3 separate regions of the Homo sapiens genome follow, and all the other regions are linked to region 3. The links are chromatin loops, found by intact Hi-C in ENCODE. Cell type or tissue: PC-9. All regions are shown on one strand. Links, peaks and the distances in the headings refer to the core of each region. The heading gives the core; the rest is flanking DNA.

Region 1 (4,000 bases), core at 1-4,000, 67 kb before region 3:
GTAGCAAGCCTATGCCATAGCATAGAAAAGAACTGGTATCTGAAAAGAATCAGTATTGATAAAACCTTGAAAGCAGGAAAAAGCTAGAAATAAAAACAAAATAAATCTTTAAGTTTGATCACAAACAAGCAAAATATTCAAAATTAGACATTAGGTTCCTGACAGGAAACAAAAGAAACATCACCCTATTAAGAGTGGGGCTACTAACAGTATAAGTTAAATTACACTTACTGGAAATTACTATATAATATTCAATGACATTGGGAAGTGAAAAAAATTACAAAGAGAATGCACCAAGTCTTGTAAACAGCGGTTATCTCAGAATAGTAGAATTAAAAGCAAATTATATTTTCCTTCTTTTTTTTCTGCTATAAAGTGAATGACTTGTGGTGCAATCTTACAAAGTCTCAATCTGTGTATTCTGCAATAAAGGCATTATATTATCACTATTGCATTTGTGATACATTCTACCTTACCCTTTATGTGACAATTCTATACTGTTTTAACTGTCAAATTGTAAGTAAAAGTGTGAATTCGTGACCAAAAATTTTCCACACCAGCAACTTAAGAACTACAGCAATATGTTTAGAAAACTGCGATCCCAAACAAAAAATCTATACTAGGTGAGACAGGATGACATTGACTTTAATTCCAATAGACTCACTACCACATGACGTCCATTACTAGTGCTCACTTTCCAGAACCCAAGGAGCTGTGGAAGAATGGAGTCCTTTCAATGAAAATAAACTAGAGGCAATACACAACACAGTTACTTTGAGGGGCTTTTTCAATATAAAGAAGATTGCCCGGAATCCTAACTCTCCTATTTCCCAAAAATGACAAAGCCAAAAAGTCACACTCTTCACACATCTGAAATCAAGTTTTACCTGAACTCATCCTAACATATTAGCTCTTTTACCTATTCCCCTTACTATCTAAGGCAAGAAACCTTGAAAAGAGAAGCAGTAACACATTTCACTGAAACATATTTTGTAAAGGAGGATTCTAATTCCTAATCCTTCACCGCTCTAGATGTCTGCGGATTTCAAATCCTAACCACGGCGTCCTGCCCCCCGCGAGATTCCAACAGTACTACGGGCCCTATGGGAGGAGGAGGATTTGAGAAACACTGCCGGAGAACGGTCGGTGCAAAGATTTTGCAAACAGGTAGTCCTAGGAAGGAAAGTAAGAGTGAGAACATCGGAGAGGGCAGGGAGTACATGGGTGGGGAAACCCCTTTCAAATGCATGAACTGACCACAACCGGAGAAAGGCCGTCTGTCTTCCCAAAAGTAAAATGGTGAGTAAAGTGGAGCAAGCTAAGAAAGTCAACAGCCATTAGGCATTGACAACGATTCCGAAACAATTAGCTATGTTAATTCGAGGGGGTAAACGGGGGTGGGACCCTGCCCTAAAGGGTCATTTTGAAAAGAACCCCTCCCCATTTGAGGCGGGTTGGCAGAGCAGCGCACAAATCCCAAGTCTAACGTAATAAGCCGAGATCGGGATACTCGGTCTGCAGTCGCCCCACGGACCAGATGAGCGCAGGTGTATCTGCGGAAGCTCAGGTTACCATGAATATCACTGGGCCACGGCGAACCCTCCCTGCCCAGCCTCCCGGAGCCCTGGGCGCGGGTCTGCACGGGCCCCACAGCTTGCCCGGACCCGGCGAGCGGACGCCTCCGGCCGCAGCGCCCTACCGCACCTGGCTGCCAACACCAGTTGAAAGCAGTCAAAGTGAAGGGAGGCGGACGCGGCTCCTGGCACCGCTCCGATTCCAGCACACAAAGGCGGATTTTTAAAATCGAGAAAGTCAAAGCCGCCGGACCCCGGGACCGGCGCCTTTCGCCAAGGGGCTCTTACCTCGGATCCGCCCTCGGGGCCACGGCTTTCCCCGGAGACGCCGCGAGCCCAGACGAGGTGGGAGGGGACCGGGAGAAAGCCCCCCAATCTGATTCGCGCCCAGCCAGTCGTCCGCGAGCCGCGGAGCCGCCTTCTGCACCCAGCTAAAGAGCAGCGATCTCCGAGGCGAGCACAGCGCCGGCCTCGCGCCGGGCGAGACCGCCTCGCTAGCTGCTGCCTGTGAAGTCTGGAGCCGCCCGCCCGCTCGCAGCCAGTGCCAACCGCGCGCCGCGCATGCCCAGTGCCCGCGCGAGGAACGAGCGAGCGGGCGGGCGGGCGAGTGCGCGCCCCGCAGCCAGGAGCGAAATCCGCTATCCGGGTCTTGCCGGCAGCCGAGCCGCAGAGTTCTGGTCGACTCCAGCGCTTGAGGCGAAGTGGCCGGTGAGGCCGGGTGGGCGGGAGAGGGACCGGAGGAAAGGAGACGGGGCGCTGCGCCAAGTTATCAAGGCCGCGATCAAAGTCGGACCAAGGCAGCGAGTCGACAGCAGGTTTCCAGAAGTGCCCTAACAGGACTGACTAGCAGCCAGGAGGCGCAGGAAGGGGCAAAGAGCGTGTGGAGAGCTTCGCCCCCGGCGAGGATGGACGCCCCGGGCGGAGGGAGCGCTCGGGTTGCAACACCCAGTCTGGCTGCACAGCTCGTAACCCCTGCCCTTTGGCGGCAAACAAGACGCATCTAATGACCAGCCAGCCTTCGTCTTCCTCCTCTGATCATCGGACCTATTTTCCCCCTTTTGTCGCTCTCCTCTTTTTTTGTCTCTCCAACCCATGCGGTAAACTGGTGGTGCCCAAGGCCCTCCATCGGGTCCCTGAGAGTCTCCCAACTGCCGGTCCTTAGCGCCAGCCTGCAAGCCCAGACCCGCCTCGCCAGGCTGCCTGTGAGCCTATTTTTCATGTAGCTCTTGCCAAAAGCCCTGATGTGGTTTGAAGTAGTGGAGGCTTCTTTCACTTTGTGCCTCTCGTACCTTAACCAACCCTCATAACCTCCTCTCTGAGTAGCTCATGGAGCCTCTAAAAGAGAAGTCCATGTTCTCATAGACATTGTGTTTTCTCACTCTTAAAACTCCTCATTGTCATAGCTACTCCCCCAATCCCCCCATGCTGTCCTAACTTCGAAGTCAGTTGACTTCCAGAAGTCCACGAAAGCCTATAAATTAAACTTGGTTAAAAGAGATTGGACTTGCTTGCTTTGTGAAGCAAATAAAAGCACAGTCAGGGAGAAACGACGTAACATGCCAAGGTGGACATTCAAACCATTCTAAAAGTTGGAATCGATATAACGGCTAAGTCCAGTCCCCTATTTTAAGTGGGAATACTCTCTCCAATATTTCCACCAGACCACTATCCACTTGAACATTTCCAATGTTGTAAATTTCTATTTTTATCATTACATATAACCATGATTATTTGTTGAATATTTACCTATGCCAGGAACTGAGCAACTTACACACATTATTCCTAGTCCTTAAAATGAGATGGGCCTTATTATACCTATTAAACACATTAGGAAAATGAAACCCAGAAGTTTCCTTCTTTTTGCCAAAGCCAATGCTGACGCCAGAATTAACAACCAGGTCTGCTTAACACTATAGCCTGTATCATTTATGAACATCAAATCAACTTCCCTGATACTACTGGTCTTGGTTCTGCCCCTAGGAACAACACAATATGAATCTCATTCTTTATAGACACTGCAAGCCTTGAAATAGTAGGGGCAACTATTAAGTAACCAACAGATCTAATACATTTCTTCAAAAATTCTCTTTTAAGTGTTTTTCAAATAGCAGTGAGCTGCCATAATCACACTATTCACCTTGCTTTGAATGTGTTTTGATTTTCATTCTCCTCTCTAAATTGTGCACTGAGAATACAATATTCAAATACAGTGGGCCAAGAACTGAGTTCCAGTTCTCCAGCTGCTGATCAGCCACCCCTTTGATGCAAGCACACACTACCTAGATTCAAACAGAACACCCAAGTCTATTTCACATCAACTAAATTAAACCGTATCTTCCACCTTTCATAGTCTATACTTCTATGTATTTAAATCTTGATTTTTGTTTTATTCTTATTAAATTTTATCGTGTTTGTTTTAGGACACA
Region 2 (4,000 bases), core at 1-4,000, 160 kb before region 3:
ACCCACAAGGCAGTTTCCTAGAGTCCAAAGACCTATTCCTAAAAGAAAATAATACTTCTGTTCAGAAGAAAAATACCTTTGAGTTGCTTTTTCACAGCTATTGGAAATAATAAAAACTTACTGAGTATGTCCCAGAGCTTTTATTGTGGTATTTTGCCATAGTGAAAAGAAAATAGTATGAAGATGAGCAGCCCTAAGTGTAAATCCTGACTAACATCTCTCTGTGACCTTAGACAAGTCATTATCCTATCTCAGCTTCGGTTTACTCACCTGTAAAATGAGAATGATTGTTATGAGGATTATATGCAAAAGCACACACAGATCATTTGACATCTATATCTCTCAGTTCCTTTATTTTCCTGCAGGATCATATATTTAAGAGAAATAGAGAAGTTTTCTTTAAATACTAGTTATAAAATGAAATTCACTAAAAACCAGTTGTATTCAACCAATTACAACTCAAGAGAAATATATGACAATTAAACAATGTTACCAACTATGTAGTCACACATACAACTTTAGTGTACCATTCGAGGCTCGACCATAATTTTGGCTTACATAATTTTTCCAGTAATCCATATTCTCTCAAATACTCCTACATATAAACCCTCATTCCCACCACTGTCCTGAGCATATCTTGACTGACCCAACTTTAAGTGTCTATTCTTACCCTAAATGCCCTTTCCACTACTTTATACTTCCCATCTAGCAATTTCTCAATTCCTCAATTCCCACCCCTTTTTAAAAGTCTTCCCTTAGGCCAGGTGCGGTGGCTCACGCCTGTAATGCCAGCACTTTGGGAGGCTAAAGTGGGCAGATCATGAGGTCAGGAGTTCAAGACCAGCCTGGCCAACATGGTGAAACCCCATCTCTACTAAAAACACAAACATTAGCCGGACGTGGTGCTACACAACGTGTAGTCGTAGCTACTCTGGAGGCTGAGGCACAAGAATTGTTTGAACACAGGAGGCGGAAGTTGCAGTGAGCTGAGATCATGCCTCTGCACTGCAGCCTGGGGGACAGAATGAGACTCCATCTCAAAAACAACAACAACAAAAAAAGAAACTCTTCCCTAACCAACTCAACGTTAACAATATCTAGTCAATTGGCAATTATTTATCATGTTTAATGTTTTTTAATGTGGTTATGAAGAACCACTCTAACGTATTCTTTTCTATCTTCTAAACAATTCTGAGGTGTGGCAAACTAGTACAGTCTTTTGCAAAATAATCCCTGAACTGAAATTGTGCTATAAAGAGTTATATGTGTGGGCTAAAAGAGAAGTCATAGAATTCTAATGATTAAAGTGTATATTATCACCAATATAAATTCCTCTAAAATTTACATAACTGGTCACCTGACTCCACTCCTTTCTGAAGCAAAATTGGTGTGAAAACAGAAACTAATTTAGAAGTATAGAATTAAATTGAAAATTTAAAAAGAAATTTATTCCACAGAATTTCTACAGTCACAATTAGATAAAAGAGCCTCAATGCCAACTGAGCAGAAAAACCAATGAAGGCACTGCTCTTAGTGTAGCCATGTATCAATGATGATTTTAACATGTGAAAAGCAGAACTTTTGGTAAAAGCATGCCTATTTATATCAAGGAGGTTCAAAACTGACTCAGAGGAAAAAGTACTATGCTCTGACTCACCAAGACCACTTCCTGAAACACCCAATGTTTTTCTTGGAAGGAAGTCCATACAAGTGCCATTTCTTTCAAACACTGATTAGACAAAATTGAAGTCTATCACAAAATAGACAAAGGACATATATTTTCTAAACCCAGCCAGGTTTCAAAGTAAAGAACATTTTCATAAACATACGGTCAGGAGAAAGGAGACTTTAAAAATAGTCAAAAATTGGTAATGTAAGGTATATTATAAAGAATAAACTACTACCTACCTGTGTCCATCTTTATACCATAGTCTCTTAATGATAAACAACCTTATGACTTCAATCTGCTAAATTAACTAATATCTTTGGCTTCAAAATAGTCACTTTTTTAAAAGGTAATTCTTTTCTCTCTCTGAATCAACTGTGTCACCAATATTTAATAATAATTTACAAAAACAATAACACTTATTAAATCCATATATGTGTCAAACGTTGTTGTAAGTTCTTTGCATGCATTAATTCAATTGATAAGCATAACTCTAAAAGGCAGGTACTACTTTTATCTCTAGTTTACAGATGAGGAAACTGGGGCACAGAAGTGCCTTGCTCAGTATCACAGTTAGTACATGGTAAAGCCTCAGACACAGGCAGACCAACACAAAAGCCCAAACTCAGTTTCTATGCTATGTCTGTATGTGTGACTCATCCCCCTTTAGAATACTTGATAGTAACTTAAACACACTTAAGCATACACACACACACAATTACACATATACAGATATGTATTAACATTTCACATCTACATAATCCATGCCTGGATTCAGGTATGTCCTTCTCATCCATTAGTTTAAAATTTTTAATGTAACTAATTATATCAATAGGACTTTAGTACAAATAATACCAAGTCTTCAATCTGAAAGAACAACTACTTGGATAAGCTTTGAAACATTACACTGTCCAGATACATTTATGTCAATCTCACTTGTTTTTTAGTTTCGAAACATTGGAAATATCTCACAGACCTATAAAAACACCAAAATGATACTGCCCTGGACACGGCCCTTAGGGGAAGAAAAATAACATAACATTTCCTTCTTCAAAATAACAAGCAATTAAATGGGATCTTGCTGTTTGTTTCCTCTTGAGTAATCTAGACTAAAAAGAGTTCAAACATCTGACTCTTACAATATTTTGCTTTCAGTAGAAAGACATCCTTTTAGATGTCAAGTCAGCTAATAAGTATTCACTCATATTTATAACTGGTTCATGGAAACTAGTTTAAATATTAAATGACTACACATGTGAAAAAGAAATTCTTAAGTAGTTTGTGAGTCAGGCTAAGCACCATGAGATAAACCACATTTCTCTGCCGTGCAGATTATTAGGAGGCAGTATAAGAAGAACAAATTTATTCCAAAAGGGCAAAGTGCTTAGAGCAGCAGCCTAAGGAAACAGAATATATTCCCCCTGTTAACACCACTCTGGAGATGCTAAAGATTCAGAGGTGCTCTTGGAAGCCTGCCTGTCCAGTGTGATTTTAGGGTTGAGAGAGTATCATCCTATTTCCTTAAAATCTATCGTTTACACAGGCGACAAGGTGAATAAAATTCTAGCACTGGAAATTAATTCATTCTTTTGAGTTAAGCATTTTCATCCATAGGAAGCACTTTTAAACTACAAACACTTCTGGGAGTAATAATGTATTATGTCATTAACATTTAAGTGTGGATTATGAGATACTTTCTCCTAGGATAAGAGGACTCTGGGGTAATGTATGAATGTCTATGAGATCAGTGTCTGGAAATCTTCATAGAGCAGCAGCAAACTACTGAAGAAAAAAAATGCATGCTTAATGTTTTTACCTATCTCTAAAACATATATCCAGTATATTAAATATGAAGAAAAAAATTGCATGCCTAATATTTTTACCTATATCCAAAACACATATCCAATACAATATATAAATATGAAGAAAAAAATTGCATGCTTAATATTTTACCTATATCCAATACATATATATCCAGTATATTAATAATAGTGAAATTATGAAAGGAATTCTAGCTTATGCACGTAATGGTTATTAAAGGTAAACATTCAATAGAGTGAGCAAAACCACATAATAAGTTCATTCGAGGCTGGGCGCGGTGGCTCAGGCCTTTAATCCCAGCACTTTGGGAGGCCGAGGTGGGTGGATCACAAGGTCAGGAGATTGAGACCATCCTGGCCAACATAGTGAAACCCCATCTCCACTAAAAATACAAAAATTAGCTGGGTGCAGTGGCGTGTGCCTGTAGTCCCAGCTACTCGGGAGGCTGAGCCACAAGAATCGCTTGAACCCAAGAGGTGGAAGTTGCAGTGAGCCAAGATCACGCCACTGCAC
Region 3 (5,379 bases), core at 816-4,815:
CATCAGCATCTTTTGTCAGCTTTTCTCTCAAAACATACCTAGAATCTGACCACCTCTTAACACCTCCACTGCTACCACCCTGGTCTGGATTTCTATCCTCTCTCCTCAGGAATATTAATATCCTCCTAATCTGGGTTCCTATGTTAAAGTCAGATCACCTCACTCTTTTGTTCAAAATTCTCTAGTTGGCTTCTCATGTTGTTACCAGAAAGGGGTCCCAATCCAGACCCGCAGAGAGAGTTCTTGGATCTCTAGCAAGAAAGAATTCAGGGCGAGTCCATAAAGTGAAAGCAAATCTATTAAGAAAGTAAGGGAATAAAAAATGTCTACTCCATAGGAAGAACATCCCCGAGGGCTGCTGGTTGCCCATTTTTATGGTCATTTCTTGATTATATGCTAAACAAGGGGTGGATTATTCATGAGTTTTCTGCGAAAGGGGAGGGCAATTCCCAGATCCCACAACTGAGGGTTCCTCTCCTTTTTAGACCATATAGGGTAACTTCCTGATGTTGCCATGGCATTTGTAAACTGTCATGGTGCTGGTAGGAGAGGCTTTTAGTATGCTAATGCATTATAATTAGTGTATAATGAGAAATGATGGGGACCAGAGGTCACTTTGTCGCCATCTTGATTTTGGTGGGTTTTAGCTGGCTTCTTTTCTCCAAACTGTTTTTATCAGCAAGGTCCTTATGACCTGTATCTTGTGCTGACCTCTTATTGCATCCTGTGACTAAGAATGCCTTAACCTCCTGGGAATGCAGCCCAGTAGGTCTCAGCCCTATTTTACCTAGCCCCTATTCAAGATGGAGTAGCTCTGGTGAGAGTGCCTCTGACAATCTCACTTTAAGTAAAAGCCAAAGTCCTTACAACACCCACGAAGACCTATATGATCTAGTCCCCTTTGCCTTTCTCATTTCGTCTCCTACCAGTCTCCAGGTCGATTATGGCACTCAAACCTTGCTGGACTCTTTGCTCTTATCTTCCCCTGAAATGTTCTTCATGCAAATATCCACATGGCTTCCTTCTTTATTTCCTTCAGGACTTTGCTAAAATGTGACATTATCAACGGTACTTCCTATAGCCTGTTATTTTTCTCTGCAGCTTTCATCACCGTGTGCCACACCATATATATTATTTGATTATTTATTTACTGTCTGTCTGCCTTCTCTAAAATGTAAACTCCATGGAAGTGGAAATTTTTTTGTATGTTTTGTTCACTGCTTTATCTGCAGTCTCTAAAACATTACCTGAATACAGTAGCACTCAATAAATAATTTTTCAGTACAGTATAATTGCATATTTCTCTGATTCGTTCACTAGACTCCAAGTAAATACTGCGTCTTATTCCTCTGTGTCAGTGTTCCACAAATGTTCTTTTAATGAATTAATATGAAATGTTCTGAAAAGAAATCTGTAGTTTCATTTGTTACTTTGAAATTCATGTTATTCTCACACCAAGTAGCAATTAATGGCAGAGATGGTATTATTTTGATGTTTGTTAGTTTGCTTGAATAGATTAGGAAAATAATTAAAAAGAAAACCATTTGAATATTGACTTCCAATCTTATTTTCAAATTAAAATTGTGCTCTAAAACCTACAAAAAGACTGAAGCAGACATTGAATTGTCCAGATATCGAACCCATGTTTCTTAGCTTGATACAAACACTTAGGCTTCTTGTTCTTGTATTTAATTCTATTTTATCCATTTCTATATACAGAGGATAAAGAGAAACATTCATCCTCATAGAATGGCATAGCATACAGAAGTGATGAGGGCTGTGCTCTAAGAGGATTAAGCACACAAAGAAGATAATTAACTTGCTGAGGTCTCACAGAAATGTGTGGAATAGCAAGAATAGCATTCAGAGTTTCTGTTATCTTAAGGAAGATCAATCAGTCAAATAGCTGCATGTTCATGATACAGAGTTTATTTGTAGCCCTAGGTATTAACTAACATAAGTTAAGAAAAATGTTTAACCCTAAACAAACATACACAAAAAATGTGAATAAAATTGGTTTGTTTTAAAATATAGGTTGACATCTAGTTTAAAGACCAAACCAGTGAATTTTCTGTTACTACCTTTAAAATCACTCACAATTGTAACAGAACTCCAAATATTAAAGTTTCACAATGGAAAATGATGGGAATGCAGAGGTACTGATGTTTTTAGACACAAATCCTTATAATCAATTTTATAGCCACTTATCAGACACTTTTGCTGGGTTGGGAAATTATGAATGATTTCAACTTTTCTTCCTTGAGCTTTTAGAGTACTGCAAAAAATTTAAAAAGATAATGTATTTTGTAATCAGAAAAAAATTATGAAAAATTACTACATGCTTATATAGTCTTCTCTAATGTGTAGTAATCACTCTTGAATGTAATGTTCAGGCCTAAAATTTAGACATTAGAAATGCACCTCACGTGTTCAAAAGCAAAAGCCTTGGCTGATCCAGCAGAAAAACAGCTCTGAGTTTACCAAATTTACCAATTCCCTGAGTACTGTTTATTATAAATTGGAAATGTAATGCCAGGCAGATGTGTCATCACCCAACAAAAGTGAAACTTAAAGAAGAATCATGTTTGACAAGCAATCAGACTTTGGAAAGAAAGGAATAGAGAAAAAGAAAACTCTGGAGAGAATTTGAGATTTCTTTGATGCCTCTAATACCCTAAATAAAAACAGTGGTGCAAAATGGCCATTTAAGAAAAATATTGCTGGAAGAGCCATTATCCTCTAAACTCTTAGGAATATTCATTAATATTCCTGAATACATTATTGCAGGCAAGATTTTAGAATCATTTAGAATATGTGCCACCAGGACATTCCCCACAGGAATATCCCTCTCCTACCAGGCTCTGAGCTTGGGAAGCTTGGTTCAATTTGACTCCCTTCCCCCACTACGAATGCCAATTCTTAGGTCTCTGCCAATGTGGAGTTAGTTGGCATACATGGAAGGAGGATGGCAGTTTGCTTTTCCTTCAACAACACCAGTTAGACTGAATAATTCCTGTGGGATAGAATTGCTTGAGATGATACTACATGAGGTGTTTATAAGAAAATTGATTTTTAAATAATTAAAACTCATAATTTTCTTAATGTGTATTAAAATATGCTCTAAATATAAATATTTTAATTTGCTAGTTGAAAATTAAAAATATTTATGTAAATTATGCACAATCCCTGAAAGGGTGCTTCAGCAAGTTGTAAATGGAACAATACATGGGAAGAGATTGCCATCTGGTGGCTGAAGGAAAAGTGCATTTTTGTGTAGGACAGGTATAAAAAACTTGTTTAAGCAAATAAATGTTAGTATGTTAGTATTCCCTGCTAACTTTTTTTTTTTTTTTTGTATCTTAGAGGCAGGATTTCGTTCTGTCACCCATGCTGGAATACAGTGGAGCGAGCACATCTCACTGCAGCCTCGACTTCCCAGGCCAAGTTGTCTTTCTTTCCACCTCGGCCTCCCATCTCAGCCTCCCAACTAGCTAGGACTACAGGTGAGTGCCACAACGCCCGGCTATTTTTTTTTTAATTTCTATGGAGACTGGATCTCACTGTTGCCTGGGCTGATATCGAACTCCTGGCCTGAGGCCATCCTCCTGCCTAAGCCCACTATCCTATTTTATTAACCAAACACTTCTATCTTAATTCAAGTATCAAATAAGATATAGAGGTACATGTGGTGGTTTTTTAAATATGTAAATGATTTTTCTCAATGTTACATATTCTTTCTCTTTAGAAGTGTAATATATAACATTGTGGAAAATATACATTTTTATATATCATGTATTTCTAAACTACAGAAAAGTATAGAGAAGGAAACAAAATCTATAACTCCACCACCTAGAGACAATCAAAATGAACATTTTTTTTTTGAGATGGAGTCTCGCTGTGTCACCCAAGCTGGAGTGCAGTGGCACGATCTTGACTCACTGCAACCTCCGCCTCCCGGGTTCAAGTGATTCTCCTGCTTCAGCCTCCCAAGTAGCTTGGACTACAGGTGTGCACCACCACGCCCAGCTAATTTTTGTATTTTTAGTAGAGACAGGTTTTTACCGTGTTAGCCAGTTAGTCGATCTCTTGACCTTGGCCTCCCAAAGTGCTGGGATTACAGGCATGAGCCACCGTGCCCGGCCCCACAATGAACATTTTAATAAATTTCCTGCAACTTTTTTTCTATGTATTCACATTCTTTTCATATAATTGATATCATAAGAAGTATTTAGTTTTGAACAGTGCTTTAAAAACATTACCAGTACATTATGTTTTTTTTTTAAACTATGTTTCAAGTTTGCTGTCATTTGAGAGAGGTTCTTTTCCTGGGAGAGAATAAAATATGCATATGCATGAATAGGTGACAGTATCCTTTGTTCAGGAAATTGCAAGTAGCTCAATGCTGTTGGAAAATGAAGTTGGAAACTTCCAGTTCAGTGAGAGTGGCTGGGAGGAGAATTAACAGGCGTTGGAGAGGTATGTGGAACACTGACCAAGAAGAACCACGGGCTTGTCATTTATCTACATTGTATGTTTATATGGATAATTATTGAGGAATTCTGGGTAATGAACCAAGGTTACTGGATTTGCACACCACAAAAAAATAATAAAATGATTTGACACTAATGGGGAGGATAGACTAAAATAATAGCTGTCAAAGCTGGCTGCACTTTAGAACTGCCCAAGGAGCTTTAAAAGTGCTAATCCCTAGACCTCAGTCCAAACAAATTAAATCAGGGTCCTTGGAAATGAGATACTTTAAAAGTTTCTCAGATGATACTATTATGCTGCTAGGGTTGAGATTCACTAAAGGGAGATGAAACTAGAGACAGAAATACCATTTAGAAGGGTGTTGCTTTAGACTATGTGAAAAATGATGTGTGCTTAAATTGGGTTAGTGACTGAACGTGTACAAGTTAAGTGGCAGAACTGACACAAGTTGCTAATTAATTGAGCACAAGGTATGAAAAAATAAAAGATTCAAGGATTATTCTCTAATAGTGCCTTGGTAAATGGCGGCGTTGACAGGAAAGAGAGCTGATTAGCTAAGTGTTTGGGAGGCAAGGAACGTGTGTTCATTAAGAAGCTACCATTTTCCTTTAGATGCATCATCAATGGCACAAACACTTTTAGACATATTTTCTGTTGCCCTGTTTTAAATCCTTGTGCCAGATATTGTCTGTTAGCTCCACCCTACTCTCTTTGTGATGGTGTGGTGAGAACTCTACCAAACTTCATTTTTGCTTCCCCAGGCTGTTCTGTGGTAGGGTCTTCCAGCAGGGGGCTCGAGAGGAGGACTGCAAAGCTGGAGAGGAAGGAGGGACAGCTTTTTCCTGTTTGCTGCTTTATGGCTTCCCATCTGCTTGTGGTTCTATTAAA

Evidence for each region. Hi-C counts contacts between places; a loop is a spot of excess contacts. Peaks named below come from ENCODE experiments on the same cell type or tissue, not always from the same donor. Only the 100,000 strongest peaks of a DNase experiment are listed, where the experiment ranks them.
Region 1: a loop joins it to region 3, with 6 times the contacts of the local background. A loop is called at or near these places in 45 of 110 quality-filtered maps.
Region 2: it touches region 3 in a loop (2.5-fold over the local background); 2 of 110 quality-filtered maps call a loop at or near these places.

The regions. Positions count from the first base shown.
Region 1 is chr12:15,787,299-15,791,298 of GRCh38, forward strand. EPS8 (EGFR pathway substrate 8, signaling adaptor) reads right to left here and starts at 2,090. Exons shown (of 21, transcript NM_004447.6): 1 at 1,863-2,090. RefSeq lists silencers at 1,158-1,237, 1,568-1,687, 1,948-2,297. In PC-9, for the core only: no CTCF peak of the experiment used is centred there; DNase peaks (open chromatin) are centred at 1,123, 1,533 and 2,363; H3K4me3 peaks cover 3,084 bases; H3K27ac peaks cover 3,191 bases.
Region 2 is chr12:15,699,116-15,703,115 of GRCh38, forward strand. The region is part of intron 1 of EPS8 (EGFR pathway substrate 8, signaling adaptor); the gene reads right to left. Among named protein-coding and RNA genes, the nearest start is that of EPS8, 88 kb to the right of the region's middle. In PC-9, for the core only: no CTCF peak of the experiment used is centred there; DNase peaks (open chromatin) are centred at 1,676 and 2,706; H3K27ac peaks cover 2,680 bases.
Region 3 is chr12:15,853,314-15,858,692 of GRCh38, forward strand. The region is part of intron 2 of LOC102724146 (a long non-coding RNA gene); the gene reads right to left. Among named protein-coding and RNA genes, the nearest start is that of STRAP, 26 kb to the right of the region's middle. In PC-9, for the core only: CTCF peaks have their summits at 3,253 (motif pointing left) and 3,462; a DNase peak (open chromatin) is centred at 3,238; H3K4me3 peaks cover 880 bases; H3K27ac peaks cover 1,353 bases.